Linked DNA regions of Homo sapiens: region 2 is linked to region 1. A link is a contact called in ENCODE Hi-C or POLR2A ChIA-PET data. All regions are on one chromosome and are shown on one strand. Each heading gives the region's core, a stretch centred on a gene start or an enhancer-like site at or near the end of the contact. The rest is flanking DNA. Distances are from core to core; before and after follow the strand shown. Region 1 overlaps APBA2 (amyloid beta precursor protein binding family A member 2). Region 2 overlaps APBA2 (amyloid beta precursor protein binding family A member 2).

The links. A loop is a pair of places that touch in the nucleus more often than their neighbours do. ChIA-PET counts read pairs that join two places held with the same protein, here RNA polymerase II (POLR2A). Pooled maps may share reads with other maps.
Region 2: a pooled map shows a loop between it and region 1 (1.9-fold over the local background). The contact joins two enhancer-like sites. A Hi-C loop is called at or near these places in 3 of 50 pooled maps. POLR2A ChIA-PET finds 5 or more read pairs at or near these places in 4 of 52 experiments (CD4-positive, alpha-beta T cell, H1, activated naive CD4-positive, alpha-beta T cell and 1 more).

Annotation. Positions count from the first base shown.
Region 1 is chr15:28,949,681-28,956,909 of GRCh38, reverse strand. All of the region lies in intron 2 of APBA2 (amyloid beta precursor protein binding family A member 2), which reads right to left. Among named protein-coding and RNA genes, the nearest start is that of APBA2, 67 kb to the right of the region's middle. RefSeq lists enhancers at 999-1,512, 1,525-2,024, 2,025-2,526. Within about 2 kb of position 1,614, at least 4 of the 41 ENCODE cell types and tissues checked have a DNase peak (open chromatin) inside an H3K27ac peak, as active enhancers do.
Region 2 is chr15:29,034,100-29,041,391 of GRCh38, reverse strand. All of the region lies in intron 3 of APBA2 (amyloid beta precursor protein binding family A member 2), which reads right to left. Among named protein-coding and RNA genes, the nearest start is that of APBA2, 150 kb to the right of the region's middle. Within about 2 kb of position 2,936, at least 3 of the 41 ENCODE cell types and tissues checked have a DNase peak (open chromatin) inside an H3K27ac peak, as active enhancers do.

The DNA of each region.
Region 1 (7,229 bases), core at 365-2,864:
CAAGGAGACTGTGACACGTGCTACACTACGACGTGTGTGCACCGTGAGGACGTTGAGAGTGAAATATGCCAGTCACAAAATATAAATCCTATACAATTGCTCTCATACGAGGCACCTGAAGTCGTCAAAATCATAGACAGAAAGTACAATGGTGGGTGCCAGGGGGTGAGGGGAGGAGGAATGGGAGTTAAGTGTTTAATGGGGACAGAGTTTCAGTTTTGCAGGGTGAGGAGAGCTCTGGAGGTGGATGGGGTGATGGTTGCACAACCGTGTAAATGTACTTAATGCGACTGAGCTCTACACTTAAACATGGTTCCAGAAGGTGAATCCTATGTTATGTGTATTTTACACAATTTTTTAAATAAAATAGTATTTAATTTTAAAAAGTTTATAGTAGCTTCCATGACCCACTGGATAAAGTCCAAATATCTAAACGTGGGACTGAAAGCCTCCAAAACCCGGCTGTCGCCTGCTCCATTCTGACACTGGCTATTCCCTGACTGCCTCTGCATCTGTCCAGCCTCCACGCCTTTCCTCATGCAGTTCCTCCTGCTTGGGACCCCACCCCATCTGTTTTCCCTCCTTGCATCTCAATCCAGCCCACCCATGGGGTCCATGGCACTCGTGCTTTGTAAAACACCATGGTGTACAACTGCATATGCCAGCCCCTGCCTGCCCTAGAGACAGCAAGCCCCAGAGGGCTGGGAGGGCTAGGAGGGCTCTGCCCCACCCTTCTGTTACCACAGCACATAGCAGGCTGCCCTGCACATGGTAACCAACCACATTCTCTACTGCTGAGGATGACCAGCTGGATGATAAAAACTAGAAACCACAGACCGGAGTCCTCAGGCCAGAGCTGGACCGGATGTGATGTGCATACAAACCCCCAGTCTCGTTAACATGCAGGTTCCAAGTCAGCAGAGCCAGGGTGGGGCCTGAGACTGTGCATTTCTCACAGCTCCTCCATGGTTGCTGAGCTACGGGTCCACGGCCCTGCCTGCAGGAGCAAGCAACCGAGGGCCAGAAGCAACACCTACCTCCAAGCACAAGGTTCTGCCCCAACACACCCAGTGCAATGGAACTGTGCTCCCTGGCCCAAGGCCTTGGCCCGACCCTCAGGGAACCCACCAAGGCCCCCCATGCCTCCCTAGGCACCTGGGAGGAGCTTTGATGAACACCCTTTCTAATGCAAATCACTCATATGTTCCTGCAGATGGAACCAGCTTTTGTGTTTAACTTCATTGTTCTCTACAGTTAAATAAATGACTATAAAACTGGCTTCTTAGACCCTCTTAATTACTCAGAAGAAATCCCACAAAAGATGCATTTCCCTGAACAAAGCAGGTGAGCAACTACAATAACATTTCTTGAACAGAGCTGATGTTCCTCCTGGGGTAATTTAAATAAGCTACAATGGTACAATCATTAAAATTGATTACACAAGCCTAAAAAAGCCACAGGATGGGAATCAGAGGACAGGGTTCCAGTACTGGCTGTTTGGTGAATTCACTGGTATGACCTTAGCAAGACCCTTAGCTCTTTGCAGCTCAGGTTTCTCCTCCAGAACAGGAAGTACGGTTGAGAAAGCTGTGGCTTACAGACTGCTGGGGACCCACAGGCAGATCGCCAAGTGAGTTTATGGGGCAATGAAACCGAAGACCACACAAAACGCATCACCTCTAATGAGAGTAAGAAACTGTCTCCTGAAACTTCTGCTTGAGGTCTATAATGTAGAGGTATCCTAGGTGGTTAAGTAAAATGTATTTTTTACGGGGTTGAAAATCAAACTGTCTGACAAAGTCCTATAATTCTAGGCTCTGTTCACTGCAACAAATACAGATGCGCACAGCGTCGGAAAGGCCAGGGGACTGGGTGAACCGTGAGCAATGGGGCTGGGGGTGGGCCGGCTATGCCTCTGGCCCTGCTCTCTGCATAGGAAACCAACCCTACCAGTCGGTGTCCACATGCACATGGCCCTGAGGGCCAGAGTGAGGGACCCTCCTGGACAGAAATCCACAGAGCACACACATGGTCACCAAGCAGTCAGGTGTTAGAAAGGTTCCCAGGTTTGGAGGATGCCAAAGCAGATGGGGAAAGAAATTCCCTGATTGTCCTCCAGGTGTGCCCAGGACTAGCAGGAGGCAGGTGAGAGGCCAGAGTGCAGCATGGCAGGAGGCCCTCACTCCTAGATGTCAACTGTGAATTTGCTGCAGCCTGACCGTGAGCGCCGTCTTCAAGAAGATGTCAGGACTGTGAGCCCAGGGCTGAAGAAGGCAGACCAAGCCCCCAACCCCCACAGGCTTCCTGTCTGGAGTGGCACAGACAACAATAAACAAATAAGCTACAGAATTAATGTGGGGGTGCCTGTGCATGGTGGGGGGTTACCAGCTCAGGGATGTGGGCCAGTACCAAAGTCCGCAGAAGCCACCTGCAGAAGGGAACGTTGGAACCAACACGAAGAAGGTGATAAAGTTATTAGCCAGGCAGGATTTTGCAGGATAGAGTTTTAAGAAATAAAGTCAGTTGAGGAGGGGCTTCCAGCATTTACTCTTAATGGGATGGCCAGGGAACGGAGAGCTCTGGTCGGAGGAGCATTCTCATTTAAGTTTGTATGCAATAAACCAGCTGCTGAGCAGACACAGACTTGGGTGGGAAGGTATGCAGTCAGTGTGGAAACAGGAACCATCAGGAAACTGGCACAGCAATCTAGCAAGGAGATGACAGGCTCTCATCGCACGGCAGCGGTGCCGGTGTGACCATGGGCAGCTTACGGAACAGATTCCATGTGGGGTTTAAGAGAGACAGGAGTCAAGGTTGGCTCCAAGTCTATGGTCTAGGTGTCCGGAAGCATGGAGCTGCCATTTACTGAGATGTGGAGATTGGGGTTGAGATGGCCAGGGACAGCTTGGTGCCTGTTGTGTGGGGACGTCAATTAGAACTCTAAGGGAAAGCGCTGGGTGAGCAACAGGGTGTACAGTCTGGAGGTCAGAAGAGAAATCAGAGCTAAAAGATAAATGTGAGCTCCTTGTGCCACAAGTCGGAATGAGGTCAACCATGGTGGGAGTGTGGACCGAGCGGAGAAGAGGGGCATGGACTGACCGCAGGGACACTCTGACACTCACGGGTCAGTAAGGGGACTGAGCAAAGTCCAGTGAAGCAGGAAGAAAATCCCAAGCACAGAGTGCCCCACAAGCCAAGGGAAGAAGGTGTTTCCTAGAGGGGACGACTGTGGCAAACACTGCTGGTCAGTCACATGGGAAGGGACCGAGAGCTGACCACTGGATCTGGAGACTTGGAGTCTTACAGATCTTGATCTCTAAGTGATGGGGTCAAAAGTGTCAGGAGAGGTGTCTGTGGAAGGGGCAAAAGTCCGACTGGAGCGGGTATAAGAGAGAACGGGAAGGGAGGAAATGGAGAAAGCCACTGCAGACAACTCTTTCCAGAAGTTCTACAGCAAAACAAAGCACAGAAATAGGCCAGCAGCAGGGGGTGGGGCGGGGGGAGTGGGAGCAAGAGACTTCTGTTCTCTTTCCTATGATGGGAGCGGAAGGCAGCTGTTTCAATGCTGAGTGTGAAGGCCAAGATCCCATGGACCACAGGCAATGCTGCTGGAGGGCAGCGTGAAGCTGAGAGGCAGCATCTGGTGCTAAAATAAGGAGGGGCTGACTTTTGAGCCAACTATACATTATTTCCAACTCGGGAGGAGAGGAGGATTCTGCACAAACGCTGGTAGGGAGTGATGAGGGGGTGGGAGTCTCAACCAGCCATATGGGTCCTCATTTCATCAAAACTCCTGGAGCCTGCAAAACCCAGATGGAGACTGGGATTCCAGGCTAAGGGAGACACCAGGACTTCCAGGTCCCAGGGAAGCAACAGGGTCACAGAGTAACCAACAAGACCCGCCTGTTCTTCCTTTTCCTGATGAATCTTGACATTTATGTCATACAAAGAGCATGGACTAGGGCTCTGAAGGTACAAATGTGAGTCGATCTCCATTAGCTGCTTGAAATTAGCAAAAATCACATCATTGCTCTACATTATCAGTTTCTCTATCTATACAATGGAGATAGTGACTCTTGCTTTTCTCAGGATTGCTAAGAAGATAAATACATGTAAAATGTCTCAGTTAATGAAAATTCAAGTTGTAGGAACACAGTAAGGTATCATTTCTACAAAGTTTGAAAATATCATAACAATGGGATATATCATTTAGGCATACATGCAGTGTAAAAATAAAACATGCCTCCAAAAAACAAACAGTAAATTCAATTTACTGGGTTTCACAGGGGTGGCTGGGGAGGCATGCTCATGGAAGGCTGAATCATATTTGTACATGTCTTAAACTGGATAGCAGGTACCCCAGATACTCCTTTTTTCTTAAACAGAGTCTTGGTCTGTTAGCCAGGATGGAATGCAGTGGTATAATCATGGCTCACTGCAGCCTCAACTTCCCAGGCTCAAGTGATCCTCTTGCCTCTGCCTCCCACGGAGGTGGGACCACTGGTGCGCGTCACCACACCTGGCTTTTTTTTTTAATTTTTTTGTAGAGACAAGGTCACTCTATGCTACCCAGACTGTTCTTGAACTCCTGGGCTCAAGCAATCCTCCTGCCTCAGGCTCTCAAAGTCATTCCTCTTATTATTCTCTGTATTTGTGTATACTTGGAAAATATTCTTTAAGCCTTCCAAGTCTTTTTTGTTGTTGCTGCTCCTGTCTACACAGTAAGTTGTCCAAGTTTTCCTTTCTACTATGTGACACGTGGTCATGGTTCCCATGAGTGATCAGAAGGCTAGGTCCAGGGCTTCGCCGCCAGATGGGGTCGTGCATTCAAAAAAAAGCTATGGGACACAAAAATTAGCCAGGCGTGGTGGTGCATGCCTATAATCCCAGCTACTCAGGAGGCTGAGGCAAGAGAATCCCTTGAACCCATGAGGTGGAGATTACAGTGAGACAAGATTGTGCCATTCACTCCAGCTTGAGCAACAGAGGGAGACTCTGTCTTAAAAAAAAAAAAAAAAAAAAAAAAAAGGCTGAGTGCAGTGGGCTCACGCCTGTAATCCCAGCACTTTGGGAGGCCAAGGCGGATGGATCATGAGGTCAAGAGATCAAGACCATCCTGGCCAACATGGTGAAACTCTGTCTACTAAAAGTACAAAAATTAGCTGGGTGTGGTGGCACACGCCTGTAGTCCCAGCTACTAGGGAGGCTGAGGCGGGAAAGTTGCTTGAATTTGGGAGGCGGAGGTTGCAGTGAGTGGAGATCGTGCCACTGCACTCCAGCCTGGCAACAGAGCAAGGCTTTGTCTCAAAAAATAAAAAAATAAAAAAAAACTATGGGAGATACATATGTATACACAGATTAGCATACATGCATATTTCCTAGCTCTGTCTGCTGAGAGGGCCTGGAAGCAATGTACCTCGGTGACAAGAAGAACCCTGTCTCCAGACCTTGGTTTCTAGATACCATTCTTCAATAAAATAAGGCAGGGATCCTTGCAGAAATAGCTGAGTCCAGGACTGGGTAGGAAAAATTCAAGATGAGCCTGAGTATCTTGTGCCAGAAAGAGGTACAGTTTTCTTTGGGTATCTGTAAGGGATTGGTTATCTAGGCCCCCCTGTAGATACCATAATCCTCAATGCTCAAGTCCCTTCTATAAAATGGTGTAGAATCTGCATATAACCTATGCACATTCTTCAATATATTTTAAATCCTTTCTAGATTATTTATAATACCTAGTACAATGTAAATGCTATATAAATCGTTGTTATACTGTATTGTTTAAGGAATGATGACAAGACAAAAAGTCTGTTCAGTAGAGATGCAACCATCTATTTTTCTCCCAGATATTTCCCATCTAAGGTTGGTTGAATCCACAGATGCAGAACTCACGGATATGGCCAACTGACTGTACTCAAAAAAACAAAAAGGTAGGGATCTCTCTAAGGGACATGGGATGCCACCTGAAAGAGCTTCATATAGTCAAAGCTGGGACAGTTTGAGCAATAAAATAAATAACACAGCACTGGATTATAAAGCAAGGTATAAATTATATATCCACAAATCCATATTGATGTAAATGTTTGAATAAATAAATGGGGGAGAATAGATAAGTCCCCCATACAGAAATATTCCAAATAATTTATACAGATATCCCCACCCCCCATGAAGGAGTGGAGTGTAACTCCACATTCCTTAAGCATGGGCTCTGCACATCGACCTCCTTCCAGGGAGGACTATGGAAAGAAGGTGGGGTAATCTTTTTTTGCTTTCTTTTTTTTTTTTTGAGACAGAATCTCACTCTGTCGCCTAGGGTGGAGTGCAGTGGCGTGATCTCAGCTCACTGCAAGCTCTGCCTCCTGGGTTCACGCCATTCTCCTGCCTCAGTCTCCCAAGTAGCTGGGACTACAGGTGCCCACCACCACGCCTGGCTAATTTTTTGTATTTTTAATAGAGACGGGGTTTCACCATGTTAGCCAAGATGGTCTCGATCTCCTGACCTCATGATCCACCCACTCGGCCTCCCAAAGTGCTGGGATTACAGGCATGAGCCACCGCACCCCGCTGAAGGTGGGGTAATCTTACAGTGAGCAACTGGCACATGCTACCTCAGCCAGCTGATCGGGGTCAACATCGATAGTTATGAGTCATATTGATATCATGCAACATTGATGTATGTTGAAAATGGTGCTTCGCTTCTGTGGTTTTCCTCCCCCAAACCCATAACTCCAGTCTAACCATGAGAAGAACAGCAGATAAACCCAAATCGAAGGATATTCACAAAGACCTGTACTCTTGAAAACTATCAAGGTCATTAAAAACAAGGAAAGCTGAAAAACTGTCACAGACCAGAGGAGGCTAAGGAGACGCAAGGACTATAGGTAACGTAGTGGCCTGGACAGGCTCCTGGGACAGAAAAAAAACATTAAGCAAAAACTAAGGAAATTGGAATAAACTGCAGAGTTTAGTTCATAGCAATGGACCCACGTTGGTTCCTCAGTTATGCCAAATGCACCGTGTGATGTAAGATGTTAACGAGAGAGAAGACTGGAGGAAGCAAGCATGGGAATTCTCTGCAGTCTTTGCAACTTTTTTATAACTTTAAAGCTGTTCTAGAATTAAAAGTTTACTAACAACAACAAGAGGCCGGGTGTGGTAACTCACGCCTGAAATCCCAGCACTTTGGGAGGTGGAGGCATGAGGATCACTTGAGCCCAGGAGTTCGAGAACAG
Region 2 (7,292 bases), core at 1,687-4,186, 83 kb before region 1:
CCTGCCTCAGCCTTCTGAGTAGATGGCACTACAGGTGTGTGCCACCAGGCTCAGCAAAATTTTATTTATTTACTTATTTATTTAGTAGAGAAGAGGTCTTACCATATTGCCCATGCCGATCTTAAACTCCTGGCTCAATGATCCTCCCACCTTGGCCTCCCAAAGTGCTGAGACTACAGGCATGAGCCATCACACCTGGCCTACTCATTTCTTAAACTCATTTTTCTTTTATTCAGGATAATTTCTATTGATCTACTTAGAGCTAACTTAGATTCTTTCTTCTGTCATATACATTTGCTTTTGAACTCATCCAGTAATATTTTTACTTCATTCTAAAATTCCTATTTTTTTCTTTTTTTTTTCATATTGCCCTGCTGCGAATTTCTATGTTTCTGTTAATTTCAGAACTGTCCATCTTTTACCTCATGGAACATGGTTATAACAGTCACTTTAAAGTCTTTGATAATTTCAACATCTATGTCATCTCAGGGTTGACATTTGTTAATTGCCTTTTCCCTTGAGAACTGGGTCATTTAAAAAATATTTTTAATTGATTGACTGAAGAATTAGTCAGATTTTTTTGCTTCTTTGTATCCCAAATAATTGTAGATTGCATCCCAGATCGCTTTAATATGTACATTTTAACCCTGATTAAAAATGTTGAATGAGAGAGAATGTTGAGAATGTAGAGAATGTTGATTTTCATGTGTCTGCTTCATCAGACGATAAATCCACTCAGGTTGAGAACACAAGCTCTGGTTCCCCTTCGTTAGGGGATGGAGTTAACGTCAGTGCGGTTTCAAAACCCTTTGCTGTGCTCTGTGAGTTGGCTTCAAGCACGAGCTATTCAGGGATTAAGTCTGGGACCCGGGCCACGGTTTCTATTGCAGCTTAAATCCAAAGCCTTTGCTATGGTTCTCTGGGTATATCCCATACATGGAGTTGGTTCAGAAACATAAATAAACCCTCTTTTCCAGATTTCCCCTCTCCAAGATTTCTTCCATATTCCGCTACTACCAGATGCACCTTTTCCTGGTTCCTCTGCCCATAAAGTTGGGGCTCTCCCAGAGTTTTAGCCTAACACATCACACTCTTTCACAGTTTCTTGCAACTGCAGCCCCTGCTGAGGGCAAAGCAGAATGAGAAAGAGAAAAAAATGGGGATTCTTCCCACCACCTTTATGCAACAACCGGTTCCTCCAACCAGAGAGTTGGATTTTCTCTCAGGGTAGTAGGTGCTACTGCTCTGGGTCTGGCAGGGCCAGGAGAGAGGAAAAGACAAAACAAAACAGTGATCCCTCCTAATCTTCAGCTTGCAGCGTTCCTCTTTTCAACCCTCTGGCCACAAAGATGGGTTTCTCACAGAGTTTTGCTGCCTCTGCCCACTGTGCTATTTCCCAAATCAGTCAGCACTCAGATCAAAGGAGGGAAAAAAACCCAACCACAGAAACTCTATTCTAATGTGCTGCGCATTCAAGCTCCAACCCCCTTCCCGATGGGGTTGCTTTTCATTCTGTTCAGAGTTTTGAGTTCTAATCCGTGAGTGGAATGGACGATAGTGGGCTTACTCCATCCTGGACAGCACTGATGTCATCCATGGATCTCTTTACAGATTTGGGGAGGTACATTAAGTTAAAACCTGTTTATTTTTACTTCATTCGATTAATCAGACACTGCCCATCAGCGTTCAGCTAGGCTTGACATCATCAGCATTATCATCGGCAGGAAAGGTCACGCCACACGAAAACTGGCAGGCTGTGGTCCTCGGGCCTAAACCCCGGTTGGATGCTAGAATCAACCTGAGGAGGTTTAAAAAATATCAATTCCTGGATCCTGCCCCAGCTCCATGAGGTCAGAATTTCTGGGTGAGGAGAATTTGGACACTCTGGGTGGCTGACATGCAGCCAAGGCTGAGAACCACTATAATGAATATGACAAAAATGTGAAGGGTCCATGGTCCCATCATATCTTAGGATTCACAGTTTCTGATGGGGAGCTGGATGCCAGGAGGATAAGGAGGAACTGAGGAAGGAATGAGAGAGTTACGCTGTTAAGGGCTGGCCTGACAGCCTCTCCTCTACCACTCCCTGCTGCAGATATCCCAGGTCTTTGTGGTAATAAGATACGACCTTCTTTAATAACACATAAAACTTCAAAGGCCCTGTCTGACCCCCTCACAGGAATCTCCCTGGTGGGCCTTAGGGAAGCAATGCAACTCCTCAGCAGCAACCCTGATACACACACACACACACACACACACACACACACACACACACACACACACACACACACACCCTGACATACAGCTGAAATAAGGCTGCATGCTCAAAGGACACTTTCAAGGCAGCATATCTCCCCGCTTCATCTTCTTCCTTGATCAACAATAGTAAATCATCTCAAGGTCCTTCTAAAAAATGCATGCGCCAGGCGTAGTGGCTCACACCTGTAATCCCAGCACTTTGGGAGGCCAAGGCGGGCAGATCATGAGGTCAGGAGTTTGAGACCAGCCTGGCCAACATAGTGAAATCCTGTCTCTACTAAACATACAAAAATCAGCCAGGTGTGGTGGCGCACACCTGTAATCCCAGCTACTCGGGAGGCTGAGGCAAGAGAATCATTTGAACCCAGGAGGTGGAGGTTGCAGCGAGCCAAGATGGCCTCACTGCACTCCAGCTTGGGCAACAGAGTGAGACTTCGTCTCAGAAAAAAAAAAAAAAAAAAAAAAAATGCCTGCATATAGGACAGAGCCAAATAGGAAGTGGGTGTGTGTCCCTCCAGGGCCCCTACTCCAGACAGAGTCTGGGCTTCTGTCCCCACCGTTCACCTAATGCTTCAGTACTATCTTGAGGGCTCTAATCGCAGGACCAGGAAGCTCAACTGTCAGAGTTGCAAAGTGCAGCGTTGCTGATTTGGTTCAGCACTGTGGAGACAGGACAGGAAACCAACCCATACCACGGAAAAATGCACAATTATTTTCAAAAGCTAACCATTCAAGGATGACCTACGGTTTCAATCCCCCAATCCTCTGAGCTTCTCCATAGCTGAGGTTCTGTGAATTCCCAAGTAGCCCTCGGAAGATAGGTCACTTGGAGCCAGAAAAGGGGATTTCCCAGGTGCTGTGGAGGGACGTGCCTGGAGAGGAGCTCTGTGGTGAGCCAGAGTCCCCCAACACCAAAACGAAGAGGAGACCCTGGAGTTCAGACAGTGTGGGGAAGGCAGAAGTTGTTGTCAAAGCACAGAGCTGGCAAGCACAGCACCAGCTGCCTTGGCTAGAGCTTACAGAGTCCTGGGGGGCAAAACCAGAGGTGCCAGCCAGAGAGTGGACTGGGCCCAGGGTGCAGGACACCAGGATCCATGGGGAAGGCAGTCCCTCTGCTATGGTTCAGAAGTCCCTGCCAATACTCATGTGGAAATTTGATTGCCATTATAACAGTATTAAGAGACAGTATGCTGAAGAGGTGATTAGGCCATGAGGACTCTGCCGTCAGGAATGGATTAATGCCATTACCCAGGGAGAGGGCTCCTCATAAGAGGTTAAGTTTAGCCCCTATCTTGTCTCTCTGTCTCTTTGCCATGTGATGCCTTCCACCATGTTATGAGGCAGCACAAAGGCCCTCACCAGATGCTGGCACCATGCTCTTGGACTTCCCAACCTCCAGAACTTTGAGCCAATAAACTTCTTTTCTTTATAAATTACCCAGTCTGTGGTACTACGTTATAAGAGGACAAAATGGACAAACACACCCTCTAACAAGGAGAGTCAAGGGTCCCAGTCACTCTGGCCTGATTTCTTCCAGCCCCACGTAACTCTGGCTGTCTCTCTCTGCTTGCCTCAGGTCCTCACCCACAAAAGACATGTAAAGACCCTCCTCTCCTGAAAGGCCTGGAAGCTGCCCCTCTAATCCCAACAAACCCTCAGAGGCACTGGCCATGGTGATGGGCAACCTGTAATCTCACACGATGATTCACATCATCCTTCTGGTAACTCACCCCAGGCTGTTTGCCTGGTCCCTAGAACCATCTTTAACTTTCTGTACACGGTGGCTACACACCCACCCAGTCCATAAGCCAATGGAGGCAGGGGCTGCATCTCATATTTAAGTGTGCTTTGGAGCTACCAAGACGGGTTCAATGATAGCTGCTAAAAGGGTAAACATGAAATTCAAATGCTTAAATTAAACTCCACTGGATAAATTACAGGTTACTCAATCACTTTGATAAATGATTATCTTCTGAATAAAAATTCTCCCAAAAGATGTCTTTAAGTAGCAAGTTTCTCCTAGCTTATTTTAAACAATTTAACTTTTATTTTAAATAATTTTATTTTAAATAATTTAACTTTATTTATGCAAAACTTTCTCTTTTTTTTTTTGGAGACAGGGTCTCTCTCTGTTATCCAGGCTGGAGTGGACTGGTGTGATCTCAGCTCACTGCAACCTCCACCTCCCAGGTTCAAGCAATCCTCCTACCTTAGCCTCCAAAATAGCTGAGATGACAGGTACACACCACCTTGCCTGGCTAATTTTTGTATTTTTTATAGAAACAGGGTCTCACCATGTTGCCCGGGCTGGTCTCAAAGTCTTGGACTCAAGCAATCTGCCTGCCTCAGCCTCCCAAAATGTTGGGATTTCAGGCATGAACCACCATGCCTGGTCTACTTACTGCACAACTCCTAAACAAATGTTACCACTGTAAGAAGCAGGGAACTCTGGGGTGTTCAGCAGGAGATGATGTAAAAGAGGTGTGGGAGTCACCTGCTGGGCCTCTGGCCACCCCTCCTTTGAAGGCCACCTGAGGTCTCTGCACCCCAAACCCTCATACACAGTTCCCCAGTCCAGTGGGGAGGCCCCATATCGCTTGCTGGGGTGGAGGCAGCTTCACCCACCACCCGACCAGGTTTCTCCAGAGCTGCTCCCACCACCCCTTGGCTCAGCAGCACTGCCTCCCATCCTAGCTGTGCACCCTGTGGCTACTAGTGAGGCTCGCTTTGAAGTGAGCATCTCTGCTGAAGCACCCCTTCCTCAATGCAGGTGATGCTCATCCTCCCTGAAGGAGACCTGGGGACATTTGTCTACTAAGCAACATTTTCTTCCCCAAGAAATACCTGGTAAGGGGAGAGTCTGTAGATATGTTAAAAAAAATAGTTTTTTAAGACAAAAAATATATATATATGTATTCAGGCCATCTGTCAGGCACTGAGGCCTGGGCAAGGAGGTGTGGCTGGTGGGTGGCGGGAAAGCATAGGGGGGTGAGGGCTCTGCCTACAAGGACACAAGGGAGGGGCAAGGCAGCCTCTGGCAATGAACCCTGGCACCTCTCCAGCCTCCCGGGCCCAGCCCTGAGCCAAAGGGCACAGCCAGGGCCAGGTAAGGGGGTCACCAGCGGTGGAGTCCCTGGGCCTTGGCTTGCAACCAGGAAGGTTGCCAAAGCTTCCCCAGGTAGGGGGGCGCTCCGGGGTGACAGCTGGCACCCTGAGGGGTCCATATTCAGCTTCAGATCTTTGTCTGCTCCTGTCCTCTCTGGCCTGCTTTGCATCCCAACAGTTCCTTCCCATGCAGCAGAGCCACCTGCGGGGCTTCTGGCTCCCAGCCCTAGAGCTTCTGGCTCAGCAGGTCAGGGGGAGGCTGGGAGTGTGCACTGCTCACACATGCCCAGGGGATGCTGAGGCTGCTGGTCCAGGGCCCGCACGTCACGGAGAACCCCTGCTTCGAACGTGGAACACCACATCGATTTCTTGTCACATAATGAGCCAGCAGTCTCCCTGCTGAAATCAATAATAAAAATCCCATGATGATGTCCCAGAAAAACACATTAGCAGCTTCCACAACTGAGACAGACTACAGTTAATCATCACATGGCGCCCCCAAGGTCCCCACACACACCCCTAATTCCACCCTCACTGAACATGAGAGAAACAGGATTTCCAGGCCACATCCACTGTCACTTAACTGGCCTGAGCAGGGTCCCAGCACCAGAGCCCTACCTGAGATAGTAGTCGATTCATGCTTTCCCCTCAAACTGGGAAACCACACCCAAATGCCCTCCCAGGCTGTTCCTGAATCTATTTTTTAAGATCTGATGGCTATTTACTAATTAATCCTAATGACCCCACGATTGCAATCATTCGATGTTCTCTGCCCCGGTAGCAAGCCCTTACTCCTCTGCCTGTCTGGCAAGACTGAAGGAAGGGCAGTGGCCCCAGGTGACCAGGCCCCAAGCCTAGCAGCCCAAGCAGAGGCAGCACTCCCTCCCCTGCAAGAACAGCCTGCACTTGCCCATCAATTGCCATTAAAGTCCAGCCAAAATGTGAGACCTGGGACCTGAATGCTAGCTAGCTGCTAGACAGAGACACCAGGCCAGGGCCCAGGGAAGAAGGACCTCCCCGGGAGCCTGTGGGTGGAAGTCATCTTTATTCCTGCCAAACTTCCCATTCTGTCATTGTAATGTAAAAACCTATGGCCAAGAATCCAAAGTTCAAACACCCACCACAGAGTCTATTCCAGGGCTTCTTGAAGTGTGGTCCCTGGGCCAGCAGCATCAGTGTCACCTGGGAACTCCACAAACACAGAAACTCTTGGGCCCTCCCCCAGACCAATGAAAACTCAGGGGCAGGACCCTGAAGTCTGCATGTTAAAAGATCTCCAGGGGATTCTGATGCCTGCAAGTCTGAGAGCCACTGCTGTAGGGTAACACTTCATTCATTCTGAATATGCACTTCACAGTCTGTGCCCCAGCAAGTCAGGGCAGCCTGTAAAACTGACATTGGTTCCAAGTGTCACTCTTCAAAGTAAACAAATAGCATGCATACACCCTTCCTAACACTTTCATTTCATGTAGTCTATATCCAAGGGGTTGTGTCAGGCCTGAAATCTAAAGGAACCCCAAGCCCCACTCTTTATTAACCACTAAGTCATGGCAATCAGTTGGTGTGTAATAAAGAACTTGGCTGGCCTTCTGGTACCTTGGAGGGAGCCTCTACATCCTTGGAATCTCCAAGTGATAGGAGTGTCCTTGTTATTCGTGGTGCGTTCCAAAGTTTATGCAAAAGAGATGACTCAGGATGGAGGTTGGTGATGCCAGAGAGGCCAACTAGCTACTAGAGGGTTGGGGCTTTGAGACAGGAGACACGGGCTACCAGCCTGACTTCTGGGAAGGCTAGATATTGAGCTCAACCACATGGCCAACAATTTAATCAATTCACTGATTCAATTCATCATGCATCATACCTACATAAAGAATCCCAAATAAAAACTCTAGACATTGAAGCTCAGGTGAGGTTCCTTTTTTGGCAAT